2 separate regions of the Homo sapiens genome follow, and region 2 is linked to region 1. The links are chromatin loops, found by intact Hi-C in ENCODE. Cell type or tissue: PC-9. All regions are shown on one strand.

Region 1 (8,000 bases):
CGGGCCTCGCGACCCCCTCCCGAGGGCAAACGGCTCGGCCCTCCAGGGACACTTGGTCAGTGTCACTCTCTCCCTACCGGGTGTCGCGCATTTTCTCAACAGAACGTGACCCCGTAGACGGATGAACTCGGAATCGGCAAAACCCGCCTGCCCTTGTCTAGTCTCTCTGCCCCACCACACCACTGCCCTTCACTGCGGACTGCGCCGTGTGCGCTCCGGGACCGCCCCTGCACCTTTGCCCACAGCTTCCCATTACCAAGGCAGCCGGAGGAAGACCTTTCCGAGTTACCTGTCTCACGTCAGCAGCCACACCGAGGCGGTCCCCCTCGCACCACTCCCCAAGTGCAGAGCCCCTGAAAGTCCGAGGCTCCTGTGCCACGCACCCTCCCCCCTGCGGGGCGACCCCGCGTATGCGTGTGTGTGTCACGCGTTTAATCGCACAGAGTAATTCCCAGACGTGCAAGACAAAGCATTTCAAGCAAAGATGGTCCAGAGTTCAAATTGGAAAGCACATCTCGAGGCGCTGAATCTGTTCTCGCCGTCTGCCTCGGTCTCTGGGGCGTCGCATCCAGGAGAAGGGTTTTAACTCCCTGCCAGATCCGCTCGGAATTAGCTCTTCTGGCGGTGCAGCAACAAGTGGCCCCGCCGCCTCCCTTGTGCACTCGGAGGGACTACATCCTCCTCCTCTCCCAGCCCCTAGTCCAAACGGGAGTAGGTAATGGCGGGGAAAGGGGGAGGTGACGAGAGCGGGGAGAAGGAAGTACATATTTTTTAATTGTGAAATTGTCTGTCTGCGTGCTGTGCTCTGGGATTCTCTTGTCTCAATCAACTTCAATTTTAACGTGGCCGTAACGTTAAGATTAAGACCTAGAAATGAAAACGTACCCACCTTTCTTATTACAAAGGTCGTTTGTTGTTGTTGTTTTTTTAAAACACCAAGTAACCCCCCCCCCCCCCCCCCACGGACTTATACTTTGTTTATGAGATTTCTCCAACCTTGGTGGTTTGGAGAAATGAGGTGGGGGAGGGGAGGACCAAGGGCAGCAAGACGTCCACTACGAAAATAAGATACTTACTAATTTAATAGGGCCGTTCCTTTTTACATAAGATGCTCCCCCACCCCCCACCAATTTACAATAGGTAAACTTTGAGCTTCCTCAAAGTTTCGCTATCTAGCGTTTATGCCCGAAGCTTTACGAATAAACTCCCTTTCCAGGTAAACCTGCCCAACCCTTGTCCTATGCCCAGCGAAGCCCAGGTACGATGGGTCAAGGACCCCTGGCTTCCACATTGTCTGAGTCACGTTCCAGTTGGAAAGGCCATCTTGGGCGAGGGACGTGTTGCCCGACTGGTCTAAATAAGGAAAGAAAGTGGAGTACCAAAGAATCAAGGGCCTCTGTTCCTCCCCATCCCGCCACCACCACCACCGGTCCCCGGGCTCTGCTGAGCGCTGCGGCGGTCTTGGCTGAAAACTGCGTCCCCGCCCAAATCGAGCGCAAAACTCCCTTGGACAGAAGTTTGAAAGAATCCAGTGTAGAAACAGACTTCTCCGTCCAATTTGGTTTTAATCAGTAATCATATAAGTATACCCACATAACCACCTAAGTGGAGAGCAGACGCCCAGATTCACGGTCCCCACGTGTTGCTGGAGTTGGCGCAGACGCGTGTGCGGGCATAGCGGCGGACGTGACACCGCATTTTCTCCGAATTCCTGCCATCTAGGGTGGTGCCGCCCCAAGAGGGGGCCGTGGGGAGGTGGGGTAATAGGCTGCGCAATCCACTTGCTCTGGGGGAGCTTAGGGTTCAGAGCAGAGCGCAACTCCGGGGGGCTGTCGCACAGCCCCATTCTCCCACACCAGAAGAGCAATGCTCCTTATGGATGATTAATAGCCGGGCTTCTCCTGACCATGCGGCGCGTCCCTGCCGGCACCACTTAGTTGTTTTAATTTGACCTTTATTAGCAACGTGCTCCCAGAGGCTGCGAGTTGGATTCGCACCACGATAACGGCCCTCTCCCCTTCCACCCGGCCGGCTTCCTGGGAAGGATCGGGGACTGCAGCTCCCGCGACGCCTCCTCCTCCTGCGCAGGGAGCAGGCCTGAGTTCCTCCACGTAATGACCTGGGAGACCTCAGGCATCCCGGGGCCTGGTCGGAGGGTCTTCGGGCCCTGGAGCTGGGCGGTGTCTGCAGTGCACCGCCGTGAGTTTCTCTCGGGTACAATGTGCTGGTGTGCAGAGAGGAGGAAAGGAAAAAAAAAAAACCCAACACCACTCTTAAGTGGCACTGGCATCTATGAAGTGGCAGTGGTCTACACTGAGCGTGCCCTTGCCTGGAGGTGTAGGGGGCGGTTACTGCAGCCGAGGGGAGGGTACTGCGGCCAAGGGCAGGGCGAGAGGACAGTCAAGGCCGGCTGGCCGCGTGGGAGCCTTTCCTCTCCGGGTTCAGCGGCCGGAATCACCAGCACTGCGGCTAAAGGGGCTGGTAGGCTCTCCTGCACCCCGCGTGCTCCTCCGCCTTCTCTGTGTCCCCCGGCTTTTCCAGGAGGAAGATGGGGTGCCCATCGCGAATGGGGCGCGCCGGGCCGCCTGGCCGGGCGGTCACGTGTCCCCCCTCCCCCGCCACTGCGGCGGGAGTTCCAATCAGAGCGCGCCAGGGGGCTCCTCCCGGGCAGGAACCACCCGGCTCGGCGGCGGAGGGTGGGCCGCCGTCACCTGACCGCCCGCCCCCGCCCCCCGCGAGTAAGGGGCGGTGGTAGCGTCTGCTCGGTTACAAATGGCCCCTCCCGCCCGGCTCGCCCGCTCGCTCGGGCTCGGCGCGGACCCGCCTGGGCGTGCTCCTCCCGCCGGCTCCAGGCGTCCCACCGCCCTGCCCGGCGCCAGCCCGCGGTCCCAGCCACTCCTGAGGGCGCGCCGGGCACCCAGCGCGTAGGCTCGCCCACGGAGGTCGACACGGAAGTCTGGACCGCCGAGGCGTGTGGCTCGTCTACCGGCAGGTGAGCGTGCACCGCGGGCGTGGGATGCTGTGGGGACAGTGCGGGGGACGTGTGGGGTCTTCGGATGCGAACGCGAGTCCGTGCGATGCCCAGGTCAAGTTTGCAGAGAGAGTCTGCGGTGTCTGTCTCCTTGGCCTCCTCTTGATGCTCCTGCGGGTTGGGGGCTCGGACCAAAGCTTCTATTTGGGGGAAGGGCTTCAGGACATTCTTGCCTTGAGATACTTGACAAAGGTTGAAAAGACACATCAGGTGGGAGCTTGTAGCTGCTGCTGATGGGGTGAGACAGGTGCAGTCGAGTGTGCACGCATATGTGTGTGGCTCCTGGGTAAGGGTCAGCTCGAGATGGGGAGAAGCCTCTGCGACGGGTCATTCTGTCCCCAAGAGCCACTTAGATTCCGGAGAGTGAAATTGAGCCGCTCTGAGGTGGTCACTAGATGTTATGGCAGCAAACCAGTGACCCCCAGTATTTCTGATATGACCCTGTAGTAGAAGGAGTGCAGATGGTTCAGTACAGAGTGTGTGAGGTTTTAAGGCACCCAGAAAAGATTCCTTTTACCTTATAACTTCTTGACAGAAATTAGTATTAAAAGTGCTGAATCATGCAAAAAGATTAGGAAAATAATTTACTTAATGTTTTGGTAAAGTTTTCCAAAGCTAATAATATCTGCATTTTTGGATCAATGCTTTAAATTTAAGATGTAGGCACTAGGTATTTAAAATCATATTTTAAGACTGTGCCCTTGGCTTTATGACTATCAGTTGCTTTTCTTTCTTTATGATTAGTTGTATCCATTCATTACTTCTTACCACTTTCACTACCCTCAAAACAAACAAAACCCCGGAAAAAAACCCAAGACATGGGATTTTTATTTTTATTTTATTTATTTATTTATTTCTGATGTGTTCATGATTGTAAAGGGAGTGGAGGTATCAGTCCTGGGAAATAAAAAAATCCTCCTCTGATGAATGCAGTGATGGCCAATTTGATCAATTTGATTTGTCATATGCCACTGAAGGGAATGTCAAGCTGATAACATGCAGACTGGAGAGAAAATGAAACAGGAGTTGCCCATTGAGGAAGACATAAGCCCTTATCCGATTGCACTCAGTGAAGGAGCTGGAGGGTAGTCCTTCCACATTGGAACCTGAGTCCTTGGTGGAGGTGCAGTTTTTGATGCAAGTTCTGAGGTCAGACACCATGTAACATAAAGATGAATTTAAAAAAAAATCAGAGTCAGGATTAGTAAAATGGGTGTGTCCAGCGACAGCCTTTGCCCATTTACTCTTGGCTGCACTGTCTGAAATGCTCAGTGGCCTGCTGACTCATAAGGGAACAAGCATGGCTTAGCAAGATTGGATTTTACTTGTAGACTCTAAAGAACTGTACTTGTTAAAAAAAAAAAAAGATTTTTGAAAAAGCATCATCGGAGACATCCATAATAGAGAAGCTAGTCTCTCTTTCTCACATCTCTTCTTCCAGGAGGTTTCTCCCTGATTCCTTGACTTGTCACCTTTATTTCAATACCTGTCATCCATGCTTGTGCAAAACACATCTGATTTGACACAAAGGTTTTAATCTGAATCTTAACATGAGAAACGGTGGGACTCTTAGCAACATGATTATTTCAAAGGTATTTTTGAAGGATACTGAAAAACTGGAATATGAACGATTAATTGAATTTTCTTTACAGCACAGACTCCCTTAACATTGCATGCAAGACCAGGGAGCCCCACCCTGTTTCTGAGCATCTGCATGAAAGACCAGGAAAGGAATTCGACAATTGCAGTGGTGCAGGGAGAGGCAGCTTCTAGGCTTGGGCATTACCTTTATTTAAATAATTACTAACAAATTTGGAGGGTAGGCTTTAATCCATAGGCAGGTCTTAAAAAGCACAGTGTTATTTCTTTTCACCTGTCAGCTTGTTAAAATGTCCATTTAACTTTGAGAGGTTGATTTTGTTAGAAAAGGGATACAGATCGAGAGCTTCCAAATTTTAAGATCCTAGGGCTAAAAGCCATAATTGATTGGAAGGACACATATTAAAGCATACAGTGAAGCCAAAAAGAGTTATTTTTGCTTCGATATTCTTAATAAAATTTTTTTTATAAAACTAAGTTTTTTAGAAAGAGGGGGGCTCCTTTTTAGGCAGTGAATGGAATAAATCAGCTTGTGCGATAGACCAGCACCTGGCATCTCAGTTTGAACAGAGATGCATAATTGGAGCAAGAAACAGATGAATGAGCTTACCTTTTACTGCTTGGTCCTTCAAACAGAACCCAGTCATTTCACATCAGATTAGAGGAAGGCCATTTCTACAACAAGACAAGGAGATTTCAAATCTTGTTTCAAATCTATGGGAAAGAAAATGTTTTGAGCTGCTCTGAAGAAAGAGGCATTATAAATTTACAGTTCATTATTATAGTTAGGTTTATCCGCATCGTCTACTGCAGATAGCGGGTCTGACCAAGAAGAAAAGAGATACAAAGACTTTTTTTCTTTCCTTTTTTTAAGACAAAATTTTCAAAAGGATCCCTACTTGGTTACCTTCCATTTTTTAAGGTAAATATATCATTTACGGAAGAGAAAATGATACGTTTTCCCTTGATGGCTAGAGTGAATTAATGCATTTTCAGACCTGAATGTCGTGACCAGTTAGCAGTATCTCAACAGTTCTTCCAGTCTAACGTGATACTCTAGGTGAAAATTGCAGGTTCTGTTCTGAACTCATAATCTTAAGCTGCTGAAACTACCTTCTGCTTTTTTCCTGTGTTTTTTTTTTTTCTTATATTATCTTTCCCCTCTTTTAAATCCACAAACTATACCTACAAATCCTAGCACCTAGAAGGCTTTGAGAGTCACCAGGAACACACAATCAGGTAAATTGTCTGTGATTGCGGGTCATTCTAAAATCAAAATAGATTTCAGCGGCGGCTTCAAGAATCAAATTGGTCAGACGTCTCTGGTGCTTTGCTCAGATGCCGGCGCCCTAGCAGCCTGCTTTCAAAGAGGGTCTTTTCCTAAGATATGCAGTGATTATTTTATGGAAATTAGCTCTACCCACTTGCACAGTTAATTGCAGTATGAGAAGGTTCCAGAACAGTACCTCCTTGAGTTCGACAGTAAATATGCACACATCATTGTATGACGAGCATTCCAGAACACCCACCTCCCAGCAAAGTAAATTTGCTGGCTGAATAAACACCTGGGCTGCTTTAGCCCACAAATGGCAACAAGTCTCATGTTTTACCACAAATGTACACTAAGCCTTTTTAGGACACTGCAGAGCCTTGTAGCATGGAAAGGGGCATCTGATGTCTGAATTCCTGTAGAGTTGGCCTCCAAGAATCTCTCTTTTTCCACTTGAGGATATCAGGTTATGAGTTTTTTTTTTTGAAGAATTTGAAGAAAATTGTTTGCTCATCCACTTATTACAGGGAATTGTAGTTAGTAATATCTTTGGCGTTAAGTATTTAAAAATTAATGATATTTTTGGGTGTGTGAGGGTTGGATTGAGGCAATAGAGAGTATCCTTTAGAAAAACCATTTGGAAATTGCTGCTCCTTTAAAATTATGTGACATTAAACACTTGTACATGCATCTCTGCAAAATTCAAGAAATGTGCTTTGGTGTGCGCATTGTGCCACATACACATGCATCCTACACAAACTGGAATTGCTATTTAGGACTGTTAAACTCTTCATTTTGAGAAGACTTAACTTGGGTAGTGGGGAGGGTTTTTATTTGTTTCTTTCCTGGTAGAAGTGGGCTCTGAATCTGTTGTGCTTAGGATCTTACTTAGTAGGTAGGACCATCAAGAAAAGACAGTGAATGAATAGTTCTTAAAAGTAGATAAAGTACATTTTTTTTTTTTTTTTTTTTTTTTTTTTTGCAGTGTGTCATCGTTTAGGTTGCTAATTTAAAAGTATTTCAGCTCTGGATTTTAGAACTAAAAATATCATGAGAAATAGTTTTCGTTCAGATGTAGCTCAAGATGCATCTCTCCCTTGTTCAAATTACTATGTATCCTCCTTGCTTCTCATGGAATTTGGAAACTATCCCAACTGCTAATGATCTAAACATTTTGGTCTTACAGGTGTTCTTTTGATCACAATGGATAGTGACTCTTCTCTTCTGCCTGAGAGTGGTTCAAAATGTAAGTTCAGTAAACTAAATAATTAAATATTAATAATTCTGAACATCTGTGCAGAGCAGTTCTTCCTATTTTTCATTCCTTCTGCCTAAGGACTCTAGCTTCATAAATAAGAATCTAGAAGGAAGTGCTATACCCTTGAGTAGGGGGTGGGGGGAGCCTAACCTAGATGAACGTTTATTCACTACCCAGCAGCATAACTTTATATGACTGCAATCACAGCCATTGATTCCTGTGCACCCCCACTGCCCCCATGTTATTTTCATGGTAATAGAATACGAACCTTTGGTGCTTGGGTAATGCTGAATTGACACTTCCCCAGATGTCATACGTTTCTGTGTGGCCCTGCCTGTTCTAATCTTCTCTTGGTTCAAGCAGATGGCTTCTGATATGTAGAAACATCCAGGCCCAGAAACAGAGGTTTTTGTTTTGTTTTGTTTTGTTTTGTTTTTGGGGTGGGGGGTGGCCCGATGAAATCCTATGGCTACTGTCAAGCTACCTTTCTTACCGAATGTACGTTAATCAAAATGCTATAACCCAGCTGATGACGTTTAGGCTGTTAGGATCTGGTACACGTAAATTATAAAATGGAAAGTGTTAAAGTGTACGGGAAGCCATTGCTGTTTCACACAGAGTTTGAATGGTTAGGGATTTTACAGATTTCCCAGGGCTGGATCCACCTTTTCCATTTGAAGGATATCAAGTACTTCCAAGTATGGCTGTTTAAAGAGTGAACTCTCAGTCTCTGAAAGGAACCTAGTGCTGATTTGGACCCCTCCCTACCTCTTTAGAAATCTCAACATGTGATTTGAGATATTTTTGAGAACTTCTTAGGCATTCGATGCATTTCATCAGTG
Region 2 (8,000 bases), 100 kb after region 1:
AGATTCCAGCTAAGCCAGCTATCTCTAGCCCTCCTCAGCCAACCTGAACTCAGTTACTGCTGCTTTTTCATAGTCTGTCTTTGATAACAATTCAAGTCTTCTTGCATTTGGAGGGAGTATATAGGTGGGAGTTTAAGGTGCCAGGGAGGTGAATATTGAGTCTTCAGCCCCCTCCTGGAAAGACTAATTCAGAAAAGCAGCTTTGTCAGGCCAGAAAGCTGCAGGGTGTCTCCTCAGGTTCTTTCCTCTGGGACCTTCTCAGGATCAGAGGGATTCTTCAATTTCTAAATCAAAGTAAAATCTCTGGCAAAACACCAAATAGAGCAGAGTGTCTCTGTCAGCAAGTTTTGCTTCCTGAAGAACCGTTTTTGCAGGCAGAAACACCAGCGGTCACTAGAGGAGCAGGAGGGTTGCAGCCCAGGAGCCTTGCCTCAGCCTAGACCCTCCACCAAGTGGAAGGCAGGGGACTGTCTGCTTCCTAGGGCAGGAGGGGCATCCCTACAAAAGGATTGCAAAATTTTGCTAATTTATGTTGGTGAAAACCTGAAGAATGTGCATAGGAATGGATTATAAGGATGTTGGACCAAAGATGGAGTTGAGAGATCCTGAATTTTATATGTCAGCTGAGCAGCTGGAAGTGGCTCCAAGAGATAGAAAAAAGTTTGGTTGGTTAGCTGAAAGTGAGACTCAATGGTTCTACATTCCATGCGGTTTCCAAAACTTCCTTGGCATCATGTAAGAGGATAGAATCAAAGGCTTAGAAGGCTGGGATGTGGGAATCAAATTATAATGTGAGCCCTGCACACCCACATTCACACTCTGTCCCTGGAGCAGGCTCAGAGGATACTCCCTTCAGTAAGGCCTTGAGCGGCCTGTCAGTGACTTTTCACATCCCCATTGGCCTGGGAGATCACTGCGGTGGCTGAGCTCCATAAGCTGGACACATTGGTGGGGGTGCTGTCATTGAGATGGGCTCTCCGATTTCAGTGGAGGTGGTAAGATCACTTTGTGTCAGAGACCAGAGATAGGCACTTAACTGCCAGGGACAAAGTGGCACAGTTACCTAATGAGCATCAAAATGTTTTTCAATATTGCCATTCAGCTCTTCTACCAACATGAGTTGTGTGAGGTTTCCTCTCTCCATTATTTTTCTTTGCTTTTACTACAACTACCTAAACACCATATACGCTATCTTGGCTATGAATTAACTGATACCTCTATTTTGATCCTTTTAAATTTTTCTTCCACATCCTGGAGAAAACCTCTTCCAAGGACACAGTGGGTGCCACAAATACATTATCCTTTGGCATAATGGACCCTAAGGCCAGGGGCGTAATTTAGAATGAATGTGCCAAGCGTGTGCCACTCCTTCAGGACAGAGCTGGCGATGGGAACTCCCCATTTTGGTATCTGGGCTTATTTCTGTGGTATTAGAGGCACCTCTTGGTGAGCTGCCAATTACTGTAACTGTTGATTGAGCCCAAGGATTATCTTTTATTCCCTCTACCAGCCAAGGAGAATGTCATCCCATTTTACAGATGGAGAAACTGTCATCTAATCATTAGGTGTGTGTTGCTGAGCTTTCTCCTTCTCTCCCACGTACCCAGAGTGTCCCTGCAAGAGCCCCTTTCAGACCTCCTCAAGTGCAGTGTGCTCATCTTAACGCCCCTGCCAACTTAGTTTGAATCAATGTTGTGGAGGAGCTGACTTGCTCATCTTCACTTTGCTGGTCTGGACCCATCATAGGAGTCAAGAAAATAAAAAGCATTAGTTTCAAAGGAAAGCTAAAGATGTTTGCTAAATATGTATGGCCCCTACCAACCTGTAGTTTCATAAAGGTTAATTGGCTGCTTTAAGCTCCACTACCTCAGTTTCCCCCATCTGCAAGATGGGGACAAAACCTTGACCTATTCCCCATCTTTTCACATCCCATTTTATTGCCTCTCAAGGACAAGGAGAACTGAAGTGCAACCATATCGTCAGCTGAGAAGATGGGCTTTGCTAAAGATTTTCTCATTTCACCCGTCTCTTCAGCTTCACGTGAAAGTCCCCCTTCTCCTGCCCCCAGGTCTGTAGCTATTGCCTTAGCCCTCAGGAGTAGGGAACAAAGGAAGGACATCAGCTAAGTTGTGGGCTTGATGCTTGTCTAAAGAGTATCCCATCCCTTTTTTTTTCTTTCTAGTGATGTAGAATGGGAGGGAGAGGGGGGTAGGGAAGGATGGTGTCACAAACACACAGTCTGAGAGCACCGAGCCCTAAAACAGAAAAATCTTCATCCTCTCACCACCTATGCTTCAAAGATTCATAAAAGCATGTCACTAGAAGCATCGCGTGAAGTGAACTAAGAGGCACTTGAGGGTGCATGATAATGTTAGCTGTGCCTTGTCACTTTGTTAAAGAATGTGCAAGTGCAGGGAGAATCCAGCAGTGAGTGCCCAGGCAGGCAGAACTCTTCACCCACCACACCCTCCCCCCCAACCTCGACCACCCACCCCCACCCACAGTTTTTTAGCCCAGGGTTAAGACGGCAGGTCCATTATATAGTGGACCATCTTTCATGGTCCCTATGAAGTTCAACTGAGTCCCAAGTTTGCTTTTTCTGAGTCTGAAAAGGTTTGCCTTGAAGTTAAGGTGACAAGAGAGTGACTGATTCCTGAAAATTTCTTGCAGAATGAAGGATGAGGTTGGACTTCTCAGTTTCTGTCCAGAACAAGGATGGAGAGGCTCAGCAGCACCAACAGGTCAGTAGGTAGGTTTTTTCTGTGCCATATGATTGGGTTCTGAGTTGCTGTAGCCATGGCGTTGGGCCAGACACATGATGGTCTGCTTTTGAGGCTCAAGGGTATTGTTATTTCCATCTTAGCAATAAGAAAACAAGCCCAGAGTGAGCACTGGACAGCGTTACAAGGCTGTAGAACATAGCAAAGTCAGGGGAGTGGTCAGCTCTGGGGCATGGAGACATGACTCATGTCCCTGCCCCTCTCCACCCTCTCCCTGGGATTCACTTCCCATGGGGAAGGGGTCTTTGCTCTTGTCTGTGCTTCAGACACTGTCTCAGAATATGGTCTTTCAGTGTCAACATTAAAATTTAATACCTAGGGTTATGGAAGTGTTTTACTTTGAGCAAAGTCTCAGGGATATTTTTCTAAGCATTCCTCATTCAGTTATGTCAGTAAATAATTGCACAAATAATTTTTTAAAAAGTGTTACCAAGAAAGCTGCATGGACCCCTTGAATTCTGTCCCCTGCCTTGGTCTCTCCCACTTTCGTGTTCTTCCTGTTTGTGCATCTGAATAAGCCCCTTCCCCAGGCATGTGAGCACATCCATTTGCAGGAAAGCTGCCCCCTAACCCCAGGACTGGAGGCTTTTTTGAGGTGTGGTACAAAGAGCCAGAGTTCCAGAATTCACCAGCTCCAGCTCACCTGTGTCTCCCTCAGGGGCGAACAGAGGTGGATCCTTGAGCTGCTCCAATAATGACATTCTGGAAGATTCATGTCAACCTCTGTGCCTCAGCCTAGAGTTTGGGGAGAGGACCCCCCCATGAGGCGACTGCTCACAGCCCTTAGAAGTTGGTTAAGAACTATAGGGTGATTTGGATTTGTAAGTTGTCCTTCAATTTTGCTAGTGATTTCTCTAAATAATGGCCAGGAGATCTGACAGGTCTGGAGGTGAGACTGAAGTGAGTCATTGCCGGTGTCAGCATGTGTGTGCCAGTGTCTCCCAGCTCAGGCTGCAGAGTGTAAGAGAGGGTGACTCATTCGTTCTCAGAAGCCTGTTCTTGGTTACCTTTCCCTGAGTATTTTGTGGTGGTGTTGAGGTAACTCATTTTGTTCAGAAGCAGAACTTCCCCTTACTGCTACTCTAGGAAATCATGTTTCATTAAAGGGTTTTCTTCCTCCAAAACTCTATTAGCTGCTGCATTTTTTAAGAGAGAGTTTCTTGGGAGAACTACTGGAGAGAAGAGAATATAAACATATTGTTTTAGTCCTGTTCTTGCTTTGCTATAAAGAACTACATGAGACTGGGTAATTTATAAAGAAAAGAGAATTAAATGGCTCACGGTCCCACAGTCTGTATAGGAAGCATGGCTGGGGAGGCCTCAGGAAACTTACAATCATGGCAGAAGGGGAAGCAGCCTAGGAAATTTCACAGGGCTGCAAGGCCAGGAATTGTGGGGAGGAAGCAGGACTTTCAAAAAGAAAAATTAGGTCTCTGCTGCTAACCAGAAATGCCCAGCCAGGCCTTTGAGGTCTCAATGCCAGTCAAGTTTTCCAACAAATATACTTTCCAAATATACATTTTGTCTGACAAGAAAGCATTTTGAGTTCCGGCAACAGAAATGCAAGAGCTGAGGCAAAAGAGGTGGGCATGCAAGAGGAAGTGAGAACGGCTTACCTGCTCCTGTGGGCAGAGCCCAAGGGCCCCCTCTGTCTGGGCGGGCAGTCTCAGGCTTGCCAGGATGGTTTGTCCCCAGGGTCCTGGGCAGGCAGCAGGATAAGCGAGGTCAGTAACCCCATGAGTACTGACCACAAGGTCAGGGCATTTGAGAGAAAATGGAGACAGGATTGTCTCGTTCACTTATTAGTAGGCATTTGTCATATACCAGGTAAGGAAATAATCCTCCCATTGTCAATATATCTTAATCCTCGTGTTGTCTATATGTCTTTCAAGGCTTGCAGGGGAGGGAAATGCTTTGTCAGAAGAAATCCCTTTTCGGAGATAAATGCAGATGCACCTCCTTTTACATAATGGGCATGGCCCTTAAAATGAAGTGTGTCTCACACATGATATTCGGGGCAGCAAGGAAACTTGCCTTTTCACACAGTCCTCCTAGAGCTTTTGAGGACGTCACTCCTTAGGTGGGTTTTGTGTAAATTGAGTTTCCGTAAAGGTTTTTCTGCAATTTGGTTTCCAAAATAGCAACAAATACTATTCAGTAAAGGCAAGGAGGTGACAATCCTTAGTGCCTCAAGTCCTAGCCATCTCTGATGATCAATACTCATGGGATCTTCACTTCCTTGTTATTACTGCCTTCCCAACTGCCCTCTACCAGCCTGGTAACTGAGATGACCACAATTTTTTAAAAAAGAAAAAAATCCAACCACCTTAAAGCATTTAAAATTCAAATAAGAATTAGAAAAGCAGAGTTCTGAGAACAAGGTCAAAAGAAGGTCTCTTTCAGTTGTATGCAAGTGTCACAGTTAAATCCTTGTGAATAGAAGAATCCAGGAACTTCCATCCCTCAGACAGGTTGAGAGAGTATGGAGCATAACTCTACAACCACCCAAAATATAGGATTTAGACAACTTCAATTTGGCCAAAAAAAAAAACGCAACTAACTAAGGCATGAAATTCACACTGTGGAAAAGAAGAAATCATAAATTCCCTCCCTGATGCTAAGTCGCGTTCAGGCAAAAGCAAATTTTCTGGCAGTGAATCAACCATTAAAAAAAGCTGCTTGCAGCACAGGGCACAGAGCAGACTTCTCAAACACTGGTGCTTATTATTCTGCTTCCAGCCTTTATTTCTCCTACCCCTCCCCTCTGAAAGCCGCGCTCAAATACAGCAATCCATCCACAGAAGAGCTACGCCTTTCCAAGATTAATTACAAGCAGGGGCCACGTGTCTGGGCTGGATGTGTGATTGATCCTGCAGGAGGAAATGCAGTGGGAAGCTAATGAGAAGCTAATGCTTGCTGCCTTTTATCCAGTAAGCAAAGTTCAAAGATGTTTACATTCTGCTAGTTAAGCAAGACCTAAGATGAATGGACTGTCTTCTCAGCATGAATTCTCGCCAAGGCAACACATGTATGTGTCTCAGAGGACCTCACCTGGGCCACAGAGGCCAGAGGGTCAGAACTCCTAATTTTGCAAATAGCTTGATTCCATCATGTTTTAATTAGCAAACTGATTATATTCAAGAGATTGGTGAATGAAAAGTAGATTAAGATCAGTGCAGCAGAATTGGGATATATAGGGTTAGAATTGGGATGTATAGACCAGTGGGAGGTATGGAGACTAGATAGGGGTCCTTGCAGCTAATTCTATAATTGGCAGGCGAGAGAGTACTCTTAGCACACCCGATGAAATGTGCTAAGATGCTGGAATTTCCTAATTTTTACAGAAAAGAAGTCTTGTTTTTTGCTACATCCTCCCCCGGGAGAAAAATTAAAAACTGAGTATGGGATTCATCAAAACAATAAAAGGAGGAGGAAAATATTCCATGTGGCATAGCTATACCTTGGAAAAAATAAATGACAAAGAGAGTTGGTAATTCAGGAGGTCCACCCTCGACTCTGATGCCTAGCAGCTGAAATGGCATCACACCAAAGATGTGTTGTGTAGCCCTGTAGCCTGGAAAGCTCCTGGTCTCTATGGCCACTTGCTAGCTATGACTTTGGGTAAGCTAATTGTCATTTCAAAGTTTCCATTTCCTTAAGTGAGAAATTGGTAAAACAGTACTATTTCAATTAAAGAAGATAATGGTCCGGGTGCTGTAGCTCACACCTGTAATCCCAGCACTTTGGGAGGCCGAGGTGGGTGGATCACAAGGTCAGGAGATCGAGACCATCCTGGCTAACATGGTGAAACCCCATCTCTACTAAAAATACAAAACATTAGCTGGATGTGGTGGTGGGCGCCTGTAGTCCCAGCTACTCTGGAGGCTGAGGCAGGAGAATGGCATGAACCCAGGAGGTGGAGCTTGCAGTGAACCGAGATCGCGCCACTGCACTCCAGCCTGGGCGACAGAGCAAGACTCCATCTCAAAAAAAAAAAAAAAAAGAAGATAATGAATGTGAAGCATCCAGGCTGGTAACAGAAACATAGTACATGCTCAACTCATGATAAGGCTATTTGTTAGACGTTCCAGTAGCACCTGGGAAAAGCAGGAGGGAAAGGGCAGTGTTCAGTGGCTGGGTTGGCAAGGGAAGCATACTGCTCTTTTGTGTAGCAAAATACTTTTCACACAGAGGGCAAAAATCCTGTCCTGACACCTCTGACACCAAATAGGTTTAATGTCCTCCCCTCACAGTTACCATAATGATGTCTAGGCACTCACATCAGGATGCATATTCAGCTCTGTCCAAACATGGGACTTTCAAATCTATACATGCACACCATCATCTAAAAACCACTCATAGGTCTTAGCAAGAATTAGTCTAGACTAACACAAAAAGGACTGTATGGAGCTGAAGGCTATTTGGAGCAAGAAATCAGCCAGGGTGAACTGTGGTTTAACAGCAGTGAGCACCGCCTCATCTCTAGAGTCTGTGTTGGAAACCAGGCCCCATGCTGGCAGCTTTCCCTCCCCAGTCCCACATAACTCTCACAACATCTACATGAAGGCTGTGAGGAGATGAGGAAGCAGATGGATGGAGAATTGGAGAGGGAAGCCCAGGTGCTTTGCAGGGGCTCCATAACCATAATGGCCATTATTTATGGGGCACTTATGGTGTTCCCAGCGGCATGCCATGCACCTCACGTGTACTTTTTTATTTAATCCTCAAAATAACCCTGCTGTGTAAAACCAAGTCTCACCATTGCTAATGTGGGGATTGTAAGAGTCTCACAGGTCAAGCAACTTGCCCAAAGTCACACAGCAGCAGGCCTAGGACTCAGGCCCCGGGGAACCTAATCACAGTCCCAGCGCTTATACCCCCAGAATGCTTCCTCACATCCACCAAAGGCTACCAAGGTAACATAGAGACCAGCGGGAGGCATGAAGACTAGATAGGCATCCTTGCAGCCAGATTTCTGTAATTCGCAGGCAAGAGAGTACAGTTAATATCTGAAGACCCTAAAAGATATGCCCTGTGGAATTTTACCATGCGCTCTGCCTATGTACTATGCAAATGGCAGTGAGTTTTGACAAATTTCCCAGTCTATGCTAATATCAGCTTACATTTACCCACTGCCTGCTATATGTGTACCAGCACTGTTCTGAGTGATTGACATGTATTAACGCAGAATCCTTACAGCAATCCTGTGTGGCCGGTGCT

What was found. Hi-C counts contacts between places; a loop is a spot of excess contacts. Peaks named below come from ENCODE experiments on the same cell type or tissue, not always from the same donor. Only the 100,000 strongest peaks of a DNase experiment are listed, where the experiment ranks them.
Region 2: a loop joins it to region 1, with 11 times the contacts of the local background. A loop is called at or near these places in 6 of 110 quality-filtered maps.

The regions. Positions count from the first base shown.
Region 1 is chr3:43,996,536-44,004,535 of GRCh38, forward strand. LOC124909489 (a long non-coding RNA gene) reads left to right here and starts at 2,797. Exons shown (of 5, transcript XR_007096256.1): 1 at 2,797-2,992; 2 at 7,087-7,146. RefSeq lists enhancers at 21-130, 2,004-2,063 and a silencer at 2,524-3,053. In PC-9, no CTCF peak of the experiment used is centred here; DNase peaks (open chromatin) are centred at 716, 2,416, 2,716, 4,266 and 2 weaker places; H3K4me3 peaks cover 5,034 bases; H3K27ac peaks cover 4,849 bases.
Region 2 is chr3:44,101,387-44,109,386 of GRCh38, forward strand. LOC124909489 (a long non-coding RNA gene) reads left to right here. Exons shown (of 5, transcript XR_007096256.1): 3 at 2,671-2,741. Among named protein-coding and RNA genes, the nearest start is that of MIR138-1, 8.8 kb to the right of the region's middle. RefSeq lists an enhancer at 3,466-3,625. In PC-9, no CTCF peak of the experiment used is centred here; a DNase peak (open chromatin) is centred at 3,735; H3K27ac peaks cover 1,676 bases.